Linked DNA regions of Homo sapiens: region 2 is linked to region 1. Evidence: read pairs that join two places in POLR2A ChIA-PET (ENCODE). Cell type or tissue: MCF 10A. All regions are shown on one strand. Links, peaks and the distances in the headings refer to the core of each region. The heading gives the core; the rest is flanking DNA.

Region 1 (11,272 bases), core at 2,116-7,115:
TTTCTCTCTTTCTTTTTGTCTCTCTATCTCTTTCTCTCTCATCAATGTTATTGAAGTATTATTGATAAGCAATAAACTATATATAGTGTATTTTTCAACTTTTATTTTAGATTCAGGGGGTACATAGGAAGTTTATTTACATGGGTGAATTGCGTGTCACTGAGGTTTGGGCTACGAATGATTCCATCACCCAGGTAGCGAGCATAGTATCCAAGAGGTATTTTTTCAACATTCTCCCCCTTCTCCCACCTCCTCGAGTAGTCCCAGTGTCTATTGTTCCCATCTTTATGTCCATGTGTACGCAATGTTTAGCAGCCACTTATAAGTGAGAATATGCAGTGTTTGGTTTTCTGTTCCTACATTAATTTGCTTAGGGTAATGGCCTCCAGCTGCATCGATGTTGCTGCAAAGGACATGATTTTCTCCTATCTTATGGCTGCATAGTATTCCATGATATATATGTACCACACTTTCTTTATCCAGTCCACCATTGATGGACATCTGCGTTGATTCCATGTCTTCGCTTTTGTGAATAATGCTGTGATGAGCATACGAGTGCAAGTGTGTTTTGGTAGAACAATTTATTTTTCTTTCGTTATATACATAATATTGAGATTATTGGGTTGAATGGTAGTTCTTCTTTAAGTTCTTTTAGACATCTCTAAACTGCTTCCCACAGTGGCTGAACTAATTTACATTCCTGAAAACAGTGTATAAATGTTGCCCTTTCTCTGCAACCTCACCAACATCTGTTATTTTCTGACTTTTTAGTAATAGTCACTCATACTCATGTGAGATGGTATCTCATTGTGTTTTGATTTGCATTTCTCTAGTGATTCGTGATGTTGAGCATTTAAATAATATATTTATTTGCCACATGTATGTCTTCTTTTGAGAAATGTCTAATAAACTACATATATTTAAAGGTACAATTTGATATTTTCTGATGTATGTCTATACCCTTGCAACCATCACTACAATAAGGAGAATGAACATATCCATCACCCACAAAGGTTTTCTTGTGCTCTTTTGTACTCCCTCAATATGTCCTCTTTTCCTTCCTTCCTTTGGATCTCAGAAATCTCCTTTATTTGAACTAGCCTGAAAAGCCTGTATGGGGCCCTCTCTTTGGGAAACACCATTTTTATCTCTCCTTGGTTTTCCTCTGACTATACCTCCTTGCTCAAGAGTAGGAAAACTTGAGGGGGGCATAAAAAGAGGAAGCCTTGGTTTTATTCATTATGTTTTCTCTCAACTCTGTGATGTATACTGTAAAAGCCTAGGTTATAGAAACACAGAAGTCAGAAAAATACTATTTATTTTTTTCCTTCTACTCTTAGATCATTTCTCTGAGGCAATCATACACCATGTTTCAGCTGCTTGCTTGACTGATTGAAGGGTGGATGATATGGTTTGGCTTTGTGTCCCAACCCAAATCTCATATTGAATTGTCATTCCCAGATGTTGAGGGAGGGACCTGATGGGAAGTGATTGAATCATGGGGGCAGTTTCCTCCATGCTATTCTCGTAATAGTGAGAGAGTTCTCATGAGAGCTGATGGTTTTAAAGTGTGACATATCTGCGCTCTCTCTTGCCTTCCACCATGCCTTGCTTCCCCTTCACCTTCTGCCAAAATTGTAAGTTTCCTGAGGTCTCCACAGCCATGCAAAACTGTGAGTCAATTAAACCTCTTTCCTTTATAAATTAACCAGTCTTAGGTAGTATCTTTATAGCAGTGTGAAAACAGACTAATACAGTGGGTGAGTTAAGGAGGATAAAGGGTGACGTGAAATATTGAGGAGAGGAGACATCAGTGAATGTTTCAAAAATGTTCTTACGATATATAGCCATGAAAGATATTTTATTCTATCACACTTAAGAAACTGTACACACTAGATAAACAATAAATGACTGTTCAGTGACTGATCCCAATGACCTAGACATCCATAGGAGCTCAGCTGTGTAGGTAGTATTGTGCCCAATAGACAGTGCCACTATTGAGGTGAGAAGAATAAAGCTGGGGAAAGAGGAAAATAGCTTTGAAAAATGTACAATTTGTGTGTTTGAATTTAAGAAACTCAGCTGTCTCATCATTCTTTAAGGAGGATGATCAAATACAGTAAAATGATTGGGTTGGATAGGAAGAACTCTCAGGTACTCTTTTCTAAAATCAAACGATCCTATTATGCTAAGCATAACTGGCAAGTTCGATTATATGATCCCTCAAATTGCTAATTTCTTTTGTTTTGTTGTTATACTGAATGGATAAAGCATGTGTACATTTTAATATTTGTTGCAAGGAAATATGTTCAATCTTTCTAGAAAGTAATTTATAGTAAATATTTATTGTAGTAGTGGAGAGCTTACCACTTGAGAGGACTGGACAGAATCCTCTCTTTAGCAACAGCAGCAGTAATATTTATCAAGGGCTTTCTATCTGCCAGGCTCTGTCTTAGTTTACATTTATTAACTTATTTTTGCCTTGCAATAATCCTGGGAATTAGGCAGTATTTCTTCTATTCTAGAGATGAGGAAGCTGAAGCATAAAAAGATTAGCCCAGATTACACAACTAGTCTATGATCAGACTAGAATTCAAACCAGGTAGATTCAAGCTTTTAAACACTATGCCAAATGCACATTATTATATCATTTAATACTCCTAGGACTGTGCCACATGAATTATTATTCCCTGATTTGCAGATGAAGAAATAGAGCCTCAGAGAGGATAAGTAATATACCTAAAAGCAGAAATCTCATAATTTTGGTGGATTCGGGATTCCATATAGGGTATATCTGACTTTAAAAATTCATGCACTTAATCATGAAGCTATAATATCAAGAATGGTAAAATGTTAAAGCACTTTGACCTAGCAATTTAACTTTTCTATACTGCGGGAGTAATCAGAAATTTTGGTAAATTTGAACATACAAAATATTACATACAAATTAAAATGTTTAAAGTATTCTAACTGATCATGGTTAAATAAACTATGTACATTCATATAATATTTTGGAATTATTGAAATGATATTTATAGAACGTTTTTAATAATATGAAGAGTGTTCAGATTATAATGATAAATTGGAAGAAATCCAGGATATAAAATTAAATGGTTATTTTGTTGCAAATGTTTTCAAAATTGAGCAGAGAAAAAAGGATGGAAGAAAATACATCAAAATGTTAATGAATAATAAAAATATTCGAATGGTTGGGTTATGGACAATTTTAATTTTATTCAGAATTTTCCATATCATTACATTTTGTCTTAATAATGTGAAGATCAGTGTTGAGTTTTCCGTTTTATATTTGCTTTGATATAAATTTCTCACAAAAATGCAGTTGTTGAGAACAAATTTTTAAAAATATTTACCGTTAATACTCTCCTAAGTATACCAAAAAAGCAAGTTATTTAAATTTGTCAGTACAGTATGTTTAGTAGTTAAGTATAATTCTTCCTGTGAGGATCTCCTTGTGGAAGCAAATTAAATTTGGTATGTAACCTCTCTGCACTTTAATAACATTTGATCTACAGCTGACCAAATAGAAAGTGCAATCTCTTGTTGAGAGACAAAAGCTGAATTCTACCCTGTATCAATTATACATGTAAATTTACCTCACCAAGTCCTGCAGATGATGGGTCTTGCTTTAAACCCTAGTGATTGATGAAAGCAGACAAAACTTTCAGATTTCCTGTGTGAGTTAGAAGCATTGCCACCCCTTGTCCTGGATCCCCAGCCTGAGTTACAGAACACAGTTATAGGGAAACATCCCAAATTCCCAAACCGGCTGAATTGACTGAATTTCTGCTTACATTTTACTTTCATTTAGTGATTTTGGGTAGGTCACTTGCTTTTGAGAGTTTAGCACAAACACAAGATTTGTTTGAAGAATACTACTATGGAAAACAATATATTAGCAGAATTGGGCACTTTGAGGTTGGAATTGGGAAGAAAGTCTTTAGCACAAAGGCCAAGACATAGAATAATTACTTTCTGTCCTGAATGGGCCTGGAGAGAAATATTGCTAGAGGAATGATCTGTAAGAAAGCAGATGAAGGAGGGAGAGGGAGGACAGAGGAAGGCCCAGTGGCACCTCTGCTATCTGTATAATTATGACATTAAATTTCAGTCAGTCTACAGCACATTTCCTAAAATTAAAACAAAGTTTTTGATGACTGTTTTCAGAAATGAATCATACGGCATCTGGGGAAGTGCCTCTAGGGGTTTTAAACAAATCCTCTATTAGTCATGAGCAATAGGCTGAGTTATAAAACCACATCTGGAGAATTACATTTCAAAAGACTCATCCTTTTACCTTTTATGTTACCAGGTGCTGAGCCAGGTGTTCTACATAAATTATCTCATTTGTTTTTTCTGACAACATAATAAGGTAAGTATTATAAATCCCATTTTATAGATGAGGGAATGAAAGCTCAAACAGTTCAACAGTTGCTCAGTGTCACTCAACTCACACTGGGATTTGACAGGTGATCTGCTCAACTCCAACGTCCTCCAATGTCCTTGCCATCCTCCTGTAGCCCTTGCAGGAAGGCAGGCATGGTATTTAAAGGTGCACAGAACACGAAAGGCACGTGGCCATGAGCTCACAGAAGGTAGTGATTATATGGCCAGGAAATAGAAGACATGAAGTAAATATATGCAGTAGGATCTATTTTTAGTACTATTACATAACAAATAGGTGAAAATATTTGATAGACGTGTATGGGGACGAAGCTATCTGGAAATAATAACACAGAAGAATTTAGTAGGTTGGAAAGAAGTCCAGATTCTACCAGGTAAATAGGCAGATCTAGGAAAATTACAGACGTGGCTTAAGGACCTTATTACAGGCGTAATACCTTCTGATGGATGTAGTTTCAAGTGCATGCAGGTTTAAAATAATTTACATTTGATTACTTATGGATGGAATTGAGTTTTGGGGAGGCAAAATGTATTTTGTTTCCTCTTGGGAGCCTTGTGCACTGTATCAAACAGCCTAAATTAAAATAATTTTAGTGGCCTGTGTGTGTTGATAAAATTACTATTTAAAGCAAACAGGCACCTTCAGTTTTTCAGAAGAGGAGGGAATTAGAGATAGAAAATCGGTAAGCTGTGACACCTGCGCAGAATCCTTGTTTGAAATTCAGAAAGGGAATGAGCTACGTAAAAACTTGGTTTTTAAATTTTTTTAAAAAAGAGATGTGAGATGTTACTGCTGTAGTCTAAATGAACAGAACAGGAAATGTAATGAATTAACTAAATAATTTCCGTATAGTCTAGTTTCCAGGAATAAAAGAGACATTTAATTGGGATGTGCATAGCAAGGTGATTCAGACAGATGGGTATAGGAATGTAAGACAATGTAGACCAAAGATGACTCCTGTTTGGAGCTCCAAACTAGCTTGGCAGAGTCAGACAGGAACATTAGGGGGCTCTGAGTTAGCACCAGGTATAAATGGGAAAGTCAGTTACTTGCTACTCTTGAGAAAAGAATGCTGAGGTCCTTGGGCTGTTTATGAGAAAGGCTGAGGCTGAGTATGTAGAGTTCAGATGCAGCCTACACTATTAACCTACCTTCTGGAGAATGGAATCTGGAAAGTACTTTGTGATTAGCAGCTTGTGCCAGGTGGTCCAGGCCAACAGAGGTGTATCAGTCAGAAACCACTCCAGCTAGTTAAGAGAAAGGATTAATTACAGTAATTATAATCACTAAATTGATTATAGAATCAGTGAGAAAATAGTGGAAACAGAAAATTAAGCTTTCAGAGACCACTTTGAATTCATATCATGGAACTAGGTTATCAAAAGAGCTATTGCCTTTCCTATGATCAGTAAAGTTGTCATGATCAGGGAACAGCCATGATCTGGAAGACCAAGAGAAGCCATGGAGGTACAGCCTCATTTTCAGTTCCACCTTTCAGTTATTGTACAAGTGTTGGGGGAACTTAATCATATCTGGAGTCCTAGCCCAAGGCATGTACTCTGACTGCAGAAAAGTGCACCAAAAGGAGGTTGCATGGGTCATGTGCCTGTTCACCACACCCAGCACAAGAAGCATTGTGTGTTTGGAGGGACATGCCTGCTGTGGGCCAGATAACTACCGGAGATGATGTTCCTTGTCTGTCACTTTTTGTTGTATTTTTTCTTGAAGGAAAATTCTCCATGCAAAACATAGACAAAAAACAAAAATAACTAAATTTTATGTTTTACAGTGTATGCAGCTAAATGATTAATTACATTTTCCTCATTTTTCTGGAAGAAAATATTTTGATATTGTGTTACTTTTAGGGAGAGTTATAGAAAGTGTAGGGCCAAGTGTATATTTTTCCTTTATAGGAATTAGTCTTCTACCCCAAATGCTATACTCCTCTTGAATAATACTGTAGATGCTGTTGTCCAAAGAGAATGTGTTCTGACCCAGGTCATGGAAACAGAGCCACTCACGAGCTGTTATTTCACTATTTTTAGTATTATTTTTTAAGACAGAGTCTCACTCTGTCACACAGGCGGGAGTGCAGTGGCGCGATCTCGGCTCGCTGCAACCTCCGCTCCCGGGTTCAAGTGATTCTGCTGCCTCAGCCTCCTATGTAGCTGGGATTACAGGCGTGTACCACCATGCCCGGCTAATTTTTGCATTTTTAGTAGAGACAGGGTTCCGCCATCTTGGCCAGGCTGGTCTGGAAGTCCTGACCTCAGATGATCCACCAGCCTTGGTCTCCCAAAGTGCTGGGATTACAGGCGTGAGCCACTGCGCCCAGCCAGCTGTGATGTTTTAGTAAAGGGAGGGGTGTTTCTGATGTAACCAGTCAGTTTCTCATTTTATATAGTTTCTACTTCTTTTCTTCCTGGAAAATTCTTAGGTACTAAGGTTGCAGGTGTTACCTGAAATATGTTTAAATGTGCAGAAAAACATGTATATTCTTTGTTTTGTTTTCTGAACCCTTGCCCATGGGGAGAAATCTTAAGTACTCCCTCATACATTTTGATGTTAATATCTACATTTTTAAAAATCATAATTATATATTGTTGCAAAAGATGTACTTTTGGTTATAATTACTGATATTTTAAAAGAAAACGGTTACATCACTCAAATATATCCAAAAGAATCAAAAGTAGAAAAAAGGTATAAATTTAGAACAATTCTATGGAATTATCAAATGGTTTCAGATAATACTCAAAATCTCGGGTTTATCAAATTTCTGTGCTCCTCTGCCCACGCCCTTGCTGAGATGTTGCTGGGTGGGTTATGTGTGTGTAGGAGGGAGAGGATTCACTCAACCTCCTGGCAGAGGGGAGGAGTCACTTCCCAGAGGACCAGTTGGTGAGAGGAGAAGAGAGAGCCCGACCCACTGCAGATATCTAACCTACTTTCCTCTGAATAGTACCAACAGTGCCAGAGACAGGGAAGTCGGGATATGGCTGGCTGTTTCACATTCTTTGCATGTTCAAAAGAGGAAGACTTCTTTTTTTCCTCCTATCGTATCCTTCTACCACAGAGCTCTATGCTTCATAGCTTAGCTGTCATAATCTTCTCTCTTCTGGTAGTCTTCAACTTCTTTTATTTGAATAACCTCAAAATGATTTTCAAAATCTGTAAACCTCATCATACATTTTCAAGTTATTGTCTAAAATTTATCACTTTAACTTTAATAGTTACAAAGAATGTAATTTCTGGAGCATGGTAAGTATTGATATTTTTAAAGAAACCGTTAAAACGCTTTTTAAAATGTGTCCAATAGAATCTAAATATGATTGTAATTTGACCTGCTATTATCCAATTATAAAATATGAGCAAGTTCTTCCTTAACAATAATTTTACATTGTTTCTTTTTCTTCTAAAATTTTTATTTTCATTTAGTTTCTCTCCTAAGATTCTACCATACTCTTTAGGATAAAAATGCCTAATGTTTAGGGTAAAACATCCTATTGTTATAATATTATTAATATATGTTATTATGGGCATATACTTCTATGATAACATATTTTATTTCTAATCAAATATGTAAATTGAAATTTATTTTATTTCCTGTAGCTTTAAGTCTCATTTCACTGTCTGGTTTTGGTATCGGTGTAATACTGCCCTCATAGAATGAGTTGGGAAGTGATTCCTCCTATGCTATTTTTTGGAAGTAGACCATTAGCTTTTAATAAAATTATTGAAATGACTGGATTTAAGTCTACCATTTTATTATTTGTTCTCTATCCCCTGAATTTTCTGTTTCTCAGCTATTTTCCCCCACTCCACTTCTTTCTACCATCTTTTGCATTATTTGAACCTTGAATTTTTGGCTATACATCTTTGTATTATTTCTCAGTAATTGCTTTAGGTATTACAACATAAATACCTAACTTTTCATTGTCTAATATGGCTAATATTATACCACTTTATGTTAAATGTAGAAAACTTGCAACCATATAGCTCTTTAACCTGTTTGTCCTTCATGGTAAAATATCATATAACATCTCCATACATTGAAAATCCAGAGTAGAATGTTATAATTTTTGCTTTCAGCAGAACTTAAAAGAGAAAAATAGTGTTTTAAATTATACATATATTTATCATTTCTGTTGTTCTTTATTTCTAAAGAGTCCAATAATCTTGTGGTATTATTCCCCTTCAATTTGAAGAATCTTGTTCTATCATTTCTTGTAGATAATATCTGCTGTGGATAGATTTTGTTAGATTTTTTTTTTTCATTTGAGAATGTCATCCTTTCTCCATTTTTGATGGACATTTTTGCAGAATATGGAATTCTGGGTTGACTTTTATTCAGCAGTTTAAAGATGTTTTCCCACTGCATTCTGGCCCCCAATTATTTCTGATGGGAAACCCAGGGTAATTAAAATCATTGTTCCACTGTGTGTCATCGTTTTTTTTCTCTAGCTACTTTCAAGGTTTTTTCTTTATGTTTGGTTTCAAAATTTAGATTATAATGAATCCAGGAATGATTTTTATTTTTGAGGTTATCTTGTTTCGCAGTAGTTAATAACTGTGAAGGGTCTGAGATTTTTACCTTACCTGCAAGCTAACAATTTCATGGATGCTGGTAGAAGATACAATACTCCTGGGTAAGAGACAAAGGACTTTATTATTCATGGCACTGCAGGCAGCATGAGCTTCATATACTCATTGGTTTACCTGCCTCCAAAGTCCCATAGTGTGATATGGAGTAGCCCAGGAAAATGCTGTATGCGTAATAGAGTTGAATTATAGCTGAGGAAAGCCTGAAATTTGAGAGGGTACTGATAACAGATATACCCAACTTTTGCCTGAAAAAAGACATTATCTTTTATTATAATGGTCATGAAACAAATCTACCCTGTGCCTCAGAGGGAGATACTGTCTCTATTACTCAAGGTTATTTGCTATACAGACATGCTTGAAAATATAATCTGAAATGAAAGCTGATATAAAATGTGCATAAATGCCATAGAGAATTGTTTTCCAATAAGGACATGCTGGACTTCTTGAATCTGTTAACATATATCTTTTTCCAATACTTACTAAATTTTTGACCATGAGTGTTTTCAAGTAATCTACCTGAATCTTTTTCTCCTTTCCTTTTGGGATTCTAATGTCCTGTATGGAGACCTTTTGATAATGTCTCATGGGTCTCTAAGGCCTGCTAATTAAAAAATATAGTTTTATCTCTTTTCTTCAGATTAGATAATGATGGCAGCTGCAGCTCCAGATGGCCTGCTGCTGCCATCATGCGAGCTGCGGCAGGGAAGCACCACCAGGGTTGAGGAATCCATGGAGCTGGAAGGGAAAAGCAACATCCCTGCCTCTTCTGAATTGGGGTGGGAGCTCCCCAGGTGCCACAGCAGCCACCCAAATTGTGGCTACAGACTTAGGCCTCCCACTACATGGAGCAGGAAGAAGCTCCACCCACCAGAGCACAACTGCAGCCTCCCAAATTGCTCTTGGGGGCCGGGGAAGGCACCCCTGACCTTGCAGGCTTGGAAATGCCTGCTCCCACTGCCTGGCTTCTCCCTGCTGTCATCCCTGGCTCTGATCTTGGAGCAAAGTTGGGGCCAGGCCAGGGCACCATGAATGGCAGCAGGAGGAGATAGATTCCTGAGCAGAAGGGGGCAGGTCCCTGTTGAGGACCCACCTTCAGGCCAGGGGGAGCCTGAAGGCTGGGAGCTGGGCTACCTGTCCTACAGACCAGAGTGGGAATTTGTAGTGTCTTTTCTGGGCTTCCCATGGCTGTCAATGGACCAATCAGTGTGTACTTCCTCGCCACTGATGTCCATAAAAGCCTAAGTCTCAGCCAGAGCTGAATGGACAACAGGAGGACCAGTGGCAGAGAGGAGCTACTCTCTCTGCTGATAGCAGGAAATGTTGGGATGACCAACTACAGAGAGGAACTACCCACACTAGGGCCTCCTCTCTGCTGAGGTCTTCAGAGACTTGCAGAGATGTCTGGACTACCAACTGCAGAGAGGAGCAACTCACTACAGGGCGTCCTCTCTGCTAGGAGCTAGGAAGACAATGGGATCACCTGCCTGCAGAGAGGAGCAACCCATTCCAGGGCCTCCTCTTAGCTAGGAGCTGGGAAGACAATAGGATGACCTGCCTGCAGAGAGGAGCAACCCACTCCAGGGCCTCCTCTCTGCTAGGAGTTGAACACTTGTCAGGACACCTGGCTGTGGAAAGGAGCTACACGCTGTGGACCTCCTTTGAGCTATTCTGTTGCTCAATGAAGCTCTTCTTCAATTTGCTCACCCCCCACTTGTCGGCATACTTCATTCTTCCCGGTTGCAGGACAAGAACTCAGGACCTGCTGAATGGTGGAGCTAAAAGAGCTATAACACAAACAGAGCTGACACATGCCCCTTGCTTGCCACATTGTAGGTGAAGAGAAGAAGAGAAGAGCTGTGGCCCCTCATGGATACCAGACCTAGGAGCTTTCCAAGCCAGGGCTGTGACTCCCTCTTTGGGATCCTGTGGTACCTGGCATGTACAAGCTTCCAGGCACCACTGCATTCCCCGGTGCCAGCTGGGAAGCTGCTTGCAGTGTACCTGGTCCAGCCACAGCCTCGCAGAGAGCTGGTGTCCATGCTGGCACCTGGGGCACCTGACCAGCTGCAGCAGCCAGTGTGTCTGTGCAGTGGCTGGACCCTGCGCTTGCTCACACACCCCTCGCTGCTGCACACCTCACTCACCCTTGGCAGGTGTGGAAGCCAGACCGGTAGTGTGAGCTGAGCACAATCTGCCAGGCTGAATGGGTGGAATGCGCCCAGTGGACCCTAGCAAAGCTTGTGCTAA
Region 2 (11,272 bases), core at 3,672-8,671, 59 kb after region 1:
AGTCCTTTTTTCTAATCAGAAATTATCTATGTATTATTTAAGTATGTCTCATTTAATTTTGACAATAGTCTTACAAGGTGGAGGTTGTTATCCTCATTTTATAGTTGAGGAATGGAGACTTAGGAAATTTAAATTAGCTGAGACCAGAAGGTTTTAGCTAATTGGTACAAGAAGTGAGATTTGAAACAGGTCTGCCTGAGTCAGAGGTCAGGCTGACCAGCATCATGGGAATTTCCCAGCAATTCCCAGAACAGGGTTTCTCATGGAACTGTTACTGAGTCACCTGGAGCCCCATTGTGGCATCCAGGTTAACCTTCTCTAGCACTGTAGCATTCGCTGAGTCAAGACCGGCTGCTGTTTCCTTCCTCCTCGAAAAAATCACTATCCATATTCAAGGTGTGCCTACAGCTTCCAGTGTTCTGTGCAAGGTTAGCACCCAGCAACTCCTGGGTTCTATGTACAGAGGTGCAGAAGGGCATTCTTAAAAATGTCAGACTTTTTTTTTTTAAACTTCAGGGTTAAAGCATTTTGCTTGTGTCCATTACTACTCTTGAAAGATATTATTAGGGTTTCCCTATTATGATTTGCCCAGAATCACAGTACGTATCAGGAAAAACAGTTCTGAGGGTCTGAGGGTGTGAAATATATACATATATATATGTAGGTATATATTTTATATATGTATGTATATATATGCATGTACGTGTGTGTGTTTGTGTATATATATATACACACACATATGTGTATATATGTGTGTGTGTGTATGTGTATATATATATAAACAGAATCCTGCCCTGTCACCAGGCTGGCGTGCAGTGACGTGATCTCGGCTCACTGCAACCTCTGCGTCCTGAGTGGCTGGGATTACAGGTGTGCGTCACCATGTGCAGCTAATTTTTGTGTTTTTAGTAGAGAGAGGGTTTTGCCATCTTTACCAGGCTGGGCTTTAACTGCTGACTTCAAGTGATCTGCCTGCCTTGGCCTCCCAAACTGCTGGGACCACAGGCATGAGGAACCGCACCTGGCCATTTTTTTTGTTTTTTTTTTTTTTTGCCAAATACGATTTAAAACCAGTCCACAGGCCAGACAGGTTGTAAATAAACTATGATGGTCATCCTTCTCTCATCTGCCCCTTCTACCCTAAGGCAAACACATTCCTCCATTCTCTAGTTACAAAACCCAAGCTCCCATGCATTTCTAGGTCCTTCCCTGATGGGAAAGGGAGAATGGTGTGTGAAGCTGTCTGCATTTATTTTAGCCAGCCAAAATGCCACCTTCCACCCAAATCAAATTTATGGAGGAAATATCTCAGCTGAGTCCTGGACACAAAGAGTTTGTTGTTTTGACATCTAAATCAGGCCATGAAAGTTTAGGGAATACATCACGGTCTTCTCCCACATAAATTTTTATGCATAATTATGATCTTTCCACATAGGATTAATTGCTTTCTCTTCTGTAGTCTTATACTATATTTATTTATAACTCTATTATAATATGGATCCTACTTTTTTCTTGCATGACCATGATTTATGTATTTGCCTTATCTCTCCTTCTGGACTGTAAATTTCTTAAGGCCAGGTACCATATTTATAAACCTAAACTGAATATTTAAATCTTTAGAAAGATAGCTTAAATATTTATGATATGCTTCTATCATATATCTGTGAAACATCTAAAGTTAAGTTTTAAAGTTCAGAATAATGACTTTAACTTAGAATTCAAGGTTGGCTAAGATACTTTGAATTATTTCTTTATAGTAAACAGAATTTTAGGAAAGAAGATTATTAAGATATATAACATGTTCTTACCACTCAGCCAGGTCAGATCCTAACAGCAGGAGCAATTCTGTGAAATAGAAAAGAAAGGCATATTTCTTTTTCTACTGACAGATAATCTCACTCCACAAAGCCAGGATACTTTCTTATTCTGGTGCACAGAATGGTGTACCTACAGCCATTCTAGGCTTATGAAAGATGCAGTTATCATTTCTGTCTCAAATTCAGTCCCTAAAAGGATAAAGACATACAGGATAAATAACATACTTCAAGCAAAGTGAGACCATCACTTTATTAGAATATATATGTTGTTTAAAATTTTAAACTTTATTTACTTTGACTCAATCAGAGATGATTAGTCTTATTGTCATTCCAAAGCACTTTGGAGTTATTTATCCTGTTATTTGTTGTTTGGAATATGTCCTTTTCCTCTCGCTCCAGAAAAGATCAATGTATGAAGTTTTAGAAGTTTTGGCTGATAAATTCTGAAAGGTCAATAAAGTGACACTTACATTAGAGATCCTGACAATTAAGTTGTATCAGGAGTTCTCTCTCTCTCTCATCAATCATCTGTCTATCCATCCATCCATCCATCCATCCATCCATCAATCCATCTACCTACGTATCTATCCATCCTTCAATTTTTGTGCATTCTTAGTCCAAGAAGCTGCCTTAGATAACCAAATAATCCTCAAATTTTGCAAGCATAGTCTTCCTCCTTTCCTTCCTTGTTCCTCCTTCCTCGCCTCTCTTCCTTCTTTCATTCAATTTTTCTGTCCTTGAGTTCCTACTTTTGGCCAGGTACTGTATACAAAGGAAATAAAAACCTTAATAATATCAAGTTTGGAGGACTTTACAGCATAGCCATGATGCAAACTGGAAAACAAGCCATTTTACAAAACAATAAGATAAGCAGCTCTCATGGTTATCTTCAAGGTAAAATGAGAACAGAGGAAAAAAAGCAGGCACGAAAAAGAGATAACATTTGAGTTGAAATTTGAAAGATGAGTGAGTAGGAGTTTTTATACAGACATTTCAGGCAGAGTGAATTATATATGCCAAGATATAGAGGAGGGGTGTGAGTCAACAGGGCATGTTCGAAGTATTAGAGACATTCAGTATTGCCTATGAGGCAAATTGTGTAGGAGGCATGGGGGATGGGATGTGGAGATGGTGACCTTGGATGTCATGCTAAGCAGTTTGTTCTTTATCCCAAAGGCTCAGGGAGCCCTTGGAAGATTTTAAGCAGGGAATGATAAACTCAGATTAGCATTTTAGATGGATGGCAGGGCAAGACTGGAGGAAAGGTACAGGAAAGTAAAGTTGGCCTTTCTCCTTATATCCTTATACATCATTATATTATCTCACTCCAGGTAAGACATGTTTGAGGGACTGAATAAGGGCAGTGGTAATGAGATGGAAAGCAGGGAAAGTTAAAGAGTTGCTTAGGAAATAAAGTTAACCTAAGTCAGTGATTGGATAAGGGGGAAAGCAAGAGAGACTGTATAGTTCTTTTTAGCCCTTACTGCATTCTGTATATTTCTCATTTGAATTGTTTTATTAAACATTGAACTTTGGCATTTCATATGCTCTCAAATAATCTATTGACCAGAATAACCTATGTGCATTAGTTGAAAAAGTTTTATTTTGAGCTCTACCATCAAATCATACATGGACTTCCACTAAATTTCCAATAGTTTAGATTTGGAGTGAGAGATTTTCTTTCAGAGGTCTCTGGAGTACCTCATAGGTCTGTATTCCTGGTAGACTGCGCTGAGATGACTTGCTTTTTACAAGTTTTGCCCATCAGGTGGGTGGTCTCCAGCTAGCACTCTTAAACCTTTTGAGGTAGTCTTATTTATAAGCATGTAAACTCTTTTAAAAATATCTGATTTGTCAGAGCAAACACTCCAGGAAGCCTCTGAGTTCTTGTGGTCTTTTCAGCATACCATAAAGATGTATGTTACCTCTGGCAAGATTAGAAAACATATTGGTTAATTGTCAGATATTCCGATTTGAAACAATTAGATCTATGAGATTCCTGTAATTATTAACACAAAACTTTTTGGCAGTTTTAAAATAATTTTTTTTTGAGAAAATGCTGTAGTTGGCGTGATTCCTGTTTTTAACTTGTGTTTAACATTCTCCTTTTGTTCCATCCTGAATAGTTGGAGGAGTGCATGATTGAGCCTGTCAATTTGAAATATGGTTTTTAGATTTCAGGATATGGTAGAGATATTTTTTCCTCTTTTCTTCACATGACTGCAAGAGTTAAGTAGCTATTTTGGATGATATTTTTGTTCCCATTTTGTGAGACATTCCACTCAGAATATTCAACTCTTACTCATTCCAATAATAATAATAATAACAATAATAATGCTAGCTAAAGTTTATTGAAATATAGGTATATTTTGGTGCTACATAAATTTATGTTTTATATGATTTATCTCATATAAGCTTCACAATAAGACTATGAGTTAATGTTATTATAGTCATTTACAGATGAAGAAACTGAGGCATAGAAAGTTTGAGAAATTTCTTTAATGCTAAATAGCTAATACAAACAGAGCTGGGATTTGAAACCAGTCTGTCCGACTCTAGGATCTTAATCACTTTACTGTATCAGACTCTCTATATTTTTTCTTAAATGTGGGTATATATATACATAATCTTAGAAATAAACATATTCAAGACTGGCCATCAGATAACTTCATCTTGCACTTTGTTTCTCGTGTTTCTAGCTAGGTGTGTAATTTTATAGCATCATTGATTTGCTTAAGGTAAAATTCTATTGGTTGAAAACAGTAACAAATGAATATACATGTGACAAACAGGTAGGGTTTTCCTTAGATAAATAGATTAAAGTTTTAACTTTTACAGGGTTTGGGCAGAAGAGTTCTAAAATGTGCATTCAACTTAGTGAGAACCTTTTAACAGTGACAAGTCTGATGTTTTCAACCTATAACCACAGCTCTGTTGAAAACCTCAGGCACTTTTTCACTTCAATTGGTAGTGCATAAAATTGTTTTAAAAGTAGGTGTCTTCTGACTGGGGGAATTGCAAATATCCATTTTTATTCAAAAACTTGAATTGTAGGTTATATCTTACACATGTGAGAAATATGGCTTAATTCAAAAAATTTCCTGAAGTATTCAAACTCAGAAAGTAGAGAATATCACTAAAATTCAGGGACATTAGGGATGGAAACTAGTTGGAAGGAAAATTGTGAAGTAGGCAGCTTGCTCTCTTGGTTGTCAGCTTTCCCAGTGCGCACTCTCTCCTTTTTGTCTGGGACAGCAAGTGTCTTTGGGCCTCACATCCACTAAGATTGTCTTCCTGATTCTTTGTAGATCTGGCTTCCAAATGATTGAAAATAAGGGTATTGAAAGGGTAAGATACCCTTCCAATGATATTTTTGTTTTAAAGAAATAGAGATTTTACCTAAAAGGATGAATATATAACAAATTTTAGGCAGGAACCAGGAAATAAAGGTAGTTATTTATGCTCATGGGGCCTTCTGGTCCTTCTAAAAAGCACAGCAATATTTGTCTATATGTGGAGCTGGCCCCGTCTCTTTAGCTAATTCTTCACTAGTCAAATTAGTCAACCACATTCAAATGTCCAGTGTATACAAAGGAGATCATAGCAATGGTTCATGTCCTTTAATTTCAAACTAATGTGAGATAAAGGAACTAAAGATAATAAAAATTACAATTAACACTTGTTTAATGTGTCACAGTTTGCAGAAAACACTTTTTATATGCATCATCTGATTTCATTATTTCCACTTTATAGACAATGACACTAAGCTTTAGAAAGAATCTGAGCCAGTCTCAAGTCATCTGCAAACTGAGAGCTTGAACCATTGTCACAGCCTCTTACGGTTCTTGGGACACGGTAGCTAAGTAAATATTGATTTTCTTTCTTATTTCTCACTTGCTTTCTGCCTTCTTGCCCCCATTCATTGTTCCCTTCCTTTCTTCTTTGAACCGTCAACTCATCAATTCTCCCTCCCTATGATTTATATGAAATAAAAACCATATAAATGTGTAATATCGGTAGTATCACATAAATTTTTAATAATAATTTGTCAATAAAACTGTGTGTGAAAAAATAAGTGTGTGTGTGTACATATATATACATAGATATATATACATACATACATATATGTATATATGTATGTATACATACATATATACATATATGTATGTATGTATATATACGTATATACATATGTACATATATGTATGTATATATGTGTATATATACACATATACATAGTTATATATATGTGTATATATACACATATATACATAGTTATATATATGTGTATATATACTATATATGTATATACACACACATATATATATAATCCTTAGCAAATATAAGTTTGTGATGAAAATTAATGAGGGAATGTATGGTGAATGAATGAGTACATCAACCAATTAGAGCAGTGGAGAAATCTAGGCAAATTGAGAGCTTGTCAGCTCAAGAGAAGTAATAGTGTGGGCATCTGGAAGACTTTCTGGCCTCCTCCCGTCTCTTAATGCATGCCTAGTCACTGTCTAGTGAAGATCTCATTTACTTTGTCCCTTAATGAGCCATTTACTCAAAGACAGCTTTCACAAAGCCTCTAATTTAGAACTGAGTTTCTTATATGTTTTAGTTGTGGGAAGTCATAAAATTAGGGCAACATCTGTATAATCAGAAAATTGTCATTTTTGATCTTGCTCCTTCCCTCTGCCATATGCTTCATTGTGTTGTGGAGTCTGGAAGGCAGAGGCTGATGCTGTACATGTGTTGGATGGTAGGATGGTCTCATAGCTCATGGCCTGGTAAAAGTGACCTTGTAGGTTGGTCCTTCAGCATCATCATGTTGTCTCCATGTGAGGCACGGGGAGGGAGGAAGTGATGATAGGGGGGACTGGAAGGCCCAACGCTATGGCTGGGAGTTGGACAGGAGACAGGTGAGAGTGTTGTATAGAGCAGAAAGCACAAAGAGGTGTGTCAAAGTTAGGCAGGCAGGACAATCAGACGTGTCACATGAAAGCCAAGAGGACACAGCAACAGAGACAGATAAAAGTTAGAACACCTGGGTTCAAGGCTCAGCCCCCACAGCTCGTTTCCCATATGGACTCAAGCAAGTCCTTTTGTGTGTAATAAACCTCAATTTCCTTGAAAAGAAATACAAAAGGATATCGGTATCTTTGCTTCTTATCATGAAGATGGTCTCAAAATCAGAAGAAATAATGCAATCCACACTTGTTTACCAAGACCACTTGAAATATAAAATGGGATAGATCCCAAAGGAAAACGAGGGCGTCTTACCAGTAGAATTGGGAAAAGATACTGTGCAAGCAAAAACAAAAGGTGTTCACTAGTGGAGAGGACAGTAGGGATCTCTTTGTTAGATTTTCCTTATTAATAAAATAATAATGAAAGCAGTGGGTTAGCAAGTGTTCAAAAACTGGTTCCCCTCCTCCCTAAATACATACACTCACATACAATTATATAATTATATATTTATAATATAAAGGATATGTAGCCCCAAATTTACAAATAATAATACAAAATATAATACTCTTTATTGGAAATCTCAAGTGGCCAAGTGATTCCCATAAAATGCTTTCATTGATTTTTGTCAAATTTTTTATCCGTAGCCAACTTATGACTGCAATTGATGAATGAATGTAGTTCCAACAGGTATGTTGGTTCACATTTATATTTATGTTAATGATTAAGATGAAAGCAAAACAAAAAGCTTGTATGCTTGAACTTCATTTGTCTTTTAAAGATATGAGTGAGTTCTTTGCCAAATTAGCCTTCAAATAAAGATAACAGCCTTCAAATACAGGTATACCTCAGAGATATTATGGGCTCTGTTCCAGACCACTACAATAAAGTGAGTCACACAAATTTCTGGTTTCCCAGAGAACATAAAAGTTGTGTTTATACTAGTAGCCTATTAAGGATGCATTAGCATTATGTATAATTAACAATGTCTGTACCCTAATTTAAAAATACTTTATTGCTAAAAAATGCTAGTGATTATCTGAGACTTCAGCTAGTCATAATTTTTTTTTGTTTTTTGAGATGGAGTCTCACTTTGTTGCCCAGGCTGGAGTGCAGTGGCGCAATCTCGGCTCACTGCAACCTCTGCCTCCTGGGTTCAAGCGATTCTCCTGCCTCAGCCTCCTGAGTAGCTGGGATTACAGGCGTTTGCCACCACATCTGTCTAATTTTGTATTTGTAGTAGAGACAGTGTTTCACCATGTTGGCAGGCTGGTCTTGAACTCCTGACCTCAAGTGATCCACCCACCTTGGCCTCCCAAAGTGCTGGTATTACAGGTGTGAGCCACCGCACTCAGCCTAGTCATAATCTTTTTTGCTGGGGGAGGGTCTTGCCTTGATGCTGAAGGGCGCTGACTGATCAGGGCGATGGTTGAAGTCATTGTGGCAATTTCTTAAGATAACAATGAAGTTTGCCACATTGACTGACTTTTCCTTTCACAGAATATTTCTCTGTAGTATGCGATGCTGTTCCATAGCATTTCACCCACAGTATAACTTCTTTCAAAATTGGAGTCTATCCTGTCATACCCTGCTACTGCTCTCCATCAACTAAGTTTATGTAATATTCTAAATCCTTTGTTGTCATTTCAATGATATTCATAGCATCTGCACCAGGAGTATATTCCATCTCAAGAAACCACTTTCTTTGCTCATCCACAAGAAGAAACTTATCTGTTCAAGTTTTTTATCATGAGATTGTAGCAATTCAGTCACATATTCAGGCCTCACTCCTAACTCTAGTTCTGTTGTTAATTCACCACATTTGCAATTACTTCCTCCTCTGAAGCCTTCAACTACTCAAAGTCATCCAGGAGGATTAAAATCAACTTCTTTCTGCGTCCTATTAATGTTGATATTTTAACTTCCTTCCATGAATCATGAATGTTCTTAATCTAGAATGATTAATCCTTTCTAGAAGGTTTTCAATTTACTTTACCCAGATCCATTGGAGGAATCACCACCTCTGGCAGCTATAGTATAATGAAATGTATTTTTAAATAATAAAATTTAAAAGTTAAAATGACTCCTTGATCCATTGGCTGCAGAATGGATGTTGTTTTAGCAGGCATGAAAACAATTGTCTTATACATCTGCATCAGAGCTCTTGGGTGACTATGTGCATTGTCAATGAGCAGTAATATTTTGAAAGGAATGTTTTTTCTGAGCAGTAGTTCTCAACAGTGGGCTTAAAAGATTCAGTAAGTTATGCTGTCAACAAATTGTTATCCAGGCTTCGTTGTTCCATTTACAGAACACAAGCAGAGTATAATAGATTTAGCATAATTCTTAAAGACCTACGATTTTCAGAATGGTAAAAGAACATTAGCTTTAACTTAAAGTCACCAGTTGCACTATCCCCTAACAAGAAAGTCAGCCTTTTCTTTGAAGCTTTGAAGCCAGCCATTTTCTCTCTAGCTATGCAAGTCCTAGATAACTTCTTCTTCCAATAGAAGGCTTTGTCTGTGTTGAAAATCTATTGTTGAGTATAGCTACCTTCATCAATCATCTTACCTAGATCTTCTGGATGACTTGCTGCAGCTTCTACACTAGCACTTGCTGCTTCACCTTGTGCTTTTAAGTTATGGAGACAGCTTCTTTCCTTCAACTTTATGAACCATCCTCTGCTAGCTTCATACTTTTCTTCTGCCACTTCCTCACTTCTCTCAGCCTTCATAAAATTAAAGAGATCTAGGACTTTGCTCTGAATTAGACTTTGGCATAAGAAACTGTTGTAGCTGGTTTAATCTTCTTTCCAGACCATTAAAACTTTCTCCGTATCATCAGTAAGGCTGTTTTGTTTTCTTATCATTCACATATTCACTAGAGTAGCAGTTTTTTTCCATTAAAAAATGTTATGGATACATAATAGTTGTACTTATGGGATACATGTGATATTTTGCTACAAGCATACATTGTGTAGTAATCAAATCTGGGTAATTGGGACATCCATTATCTTAAACATTTGTGATGAGAACATCCCAAATCTACTTTTCTAGCTATTCTAAAATATACAATACATTTATTTCTAGTTATAGTCACTCTATTGTTCATTGGAGCACTAGGTCAATTTTTTTCTAACTGTATTTTTTAATCCATTAACCAGCCCCTCTTAAATCCCCTCTCCTTACTACCCTTCCCAATGTCTCATAACCACCATCCTATTCACTACCTCCATGAGATCAATTTTTTTTGGCTCCCACATATGAGTGGGAACATGTGACATTTGTCTCTCTCTGCCTGGCTTATTTCATTTAACATAATGTTCTCATTCTCCATTTACATCCATGTTGTTGAAATGACAAGATTTTATTCTTTTAATGGCAGAGTAATATTCCATTGTGTGTATATATCATTCATTCATTCATTGATGGGTACTTAGGTTGATTCCATTTCTTGACTATTATGAATAGTGCTGCAATAAACCTGGGAGTGCATATATCTCTTTGATATAATGATTTCTTTTCTTTTGGGTATATACTCAGTAGGGGGATTGCTGGATCATGTGATAGCTCTATTTTTAGTTTTTTTGAGGAACTTCCATACTGTTCTCCACAGCGGTTATACTAATTTACCTTTTCACTGGCAGCGTGTGTGCATTCCCCTTTCTCTGCATCCTCACCAACGTTTGTCATTTTTCTGTCTTTTTGATAATAGCCATTTCAACTGGGGTGAGATGATAGCTCATTGTGATTTCAATTCATATTTCCCTGATGGTTAGTAACATTGAACATTTTTTAATATACCTGTTGGCCATTCATAAGTCTTCTTTTGAGAAATTCTATTCAGATCTTTTGCCCATTTTTAATGAGATTATTTAATTTTTTTGCGATTGAGTTGTTTAAGTCCCTTATACATTCACACTGTTAATACCCTTCAAGAAATTTGTATTTGCAGTCACAATTTGGCTAACAGTTTGGCACAAGAAGTCTAGCTTTCAGTCTGTCTCAGTTTTTGATATGCATTTCTCACTGAGCTCAATGATTTCCAGCTTTTAATATAAATTGAGAGATGCACAACTCTTCCTTTCACTCAAACGCTTAGAGGCCATTATAGGGTTATCAACTGGCATAATTTCAGTATTGTCGTGTCTAAGGGAGTAAGGAGGCACAAGGAGAAGGAGAAGGGGAATGGCCCATTGGTGGGCCAGTCAGAACACACACAACATTTATCAATTAAGTTCACCATCTAATATGGGTGTGGTTCATGGTGCCCCCAAACAATTACAACAGCAACATCAAAGATCACTGATCACAGATCATTATAACAAAGATCACTGATTACAGATTACCATTGTTATTGTTTAATAACAATTAAAATTTTGAAATAGTGCAAGAATTACCAAAATGTGATACAGAGACACAAAATGAGTACATTTTGGAGAAATGGTGCTCATAGATGCTTGATGCAGTGTTGCTACAAACCTT

Evidence for each region. ChIA-PET counts read pairs that join two places held together with the same protein. Peaks named below come from ENCODE experiments on the same cell type or tissue, not always from the same donor. Only the 100,000 strongest peaks of a DNase experiment are listed, where the experiment ranks them.
Region 2: POLR2A ChIA-PET joins it to region 1 with 5 read pairs; 2 of 35 experiments call an interaction of 5 or more read pairs at or near these places.

Annotation. Positions count from the first base shown.
Region 1 is chr6:119,529,551-119,540,822 of GRCh38, forward strand. No RefSeq gene overlaps it. Among named protein-coding and RNA genes, the nearest start is that of MAN1A1, 190 kb to the left of the region's middle. In MCF 10A, for the core only: no CTCF peak of the experiment used is centred there; a DNase peak (open chromatin) is centred at 4,231.
Region 2 is chr6:119,587,451-119,598,722 of GRCh38, forward strand. The region is part of intron 2 of LOC105377975 (a long non-coding RNA gene); the gene reads left to right. Among named protein-coding and RNA genes, the nearest start is that of MAN1A1, 240 kb to the left of the region's middle. In MCF 10A, for the core only: no CTCF peak of the experiment used is centred there; no DNase peak of the experiment used is centred there.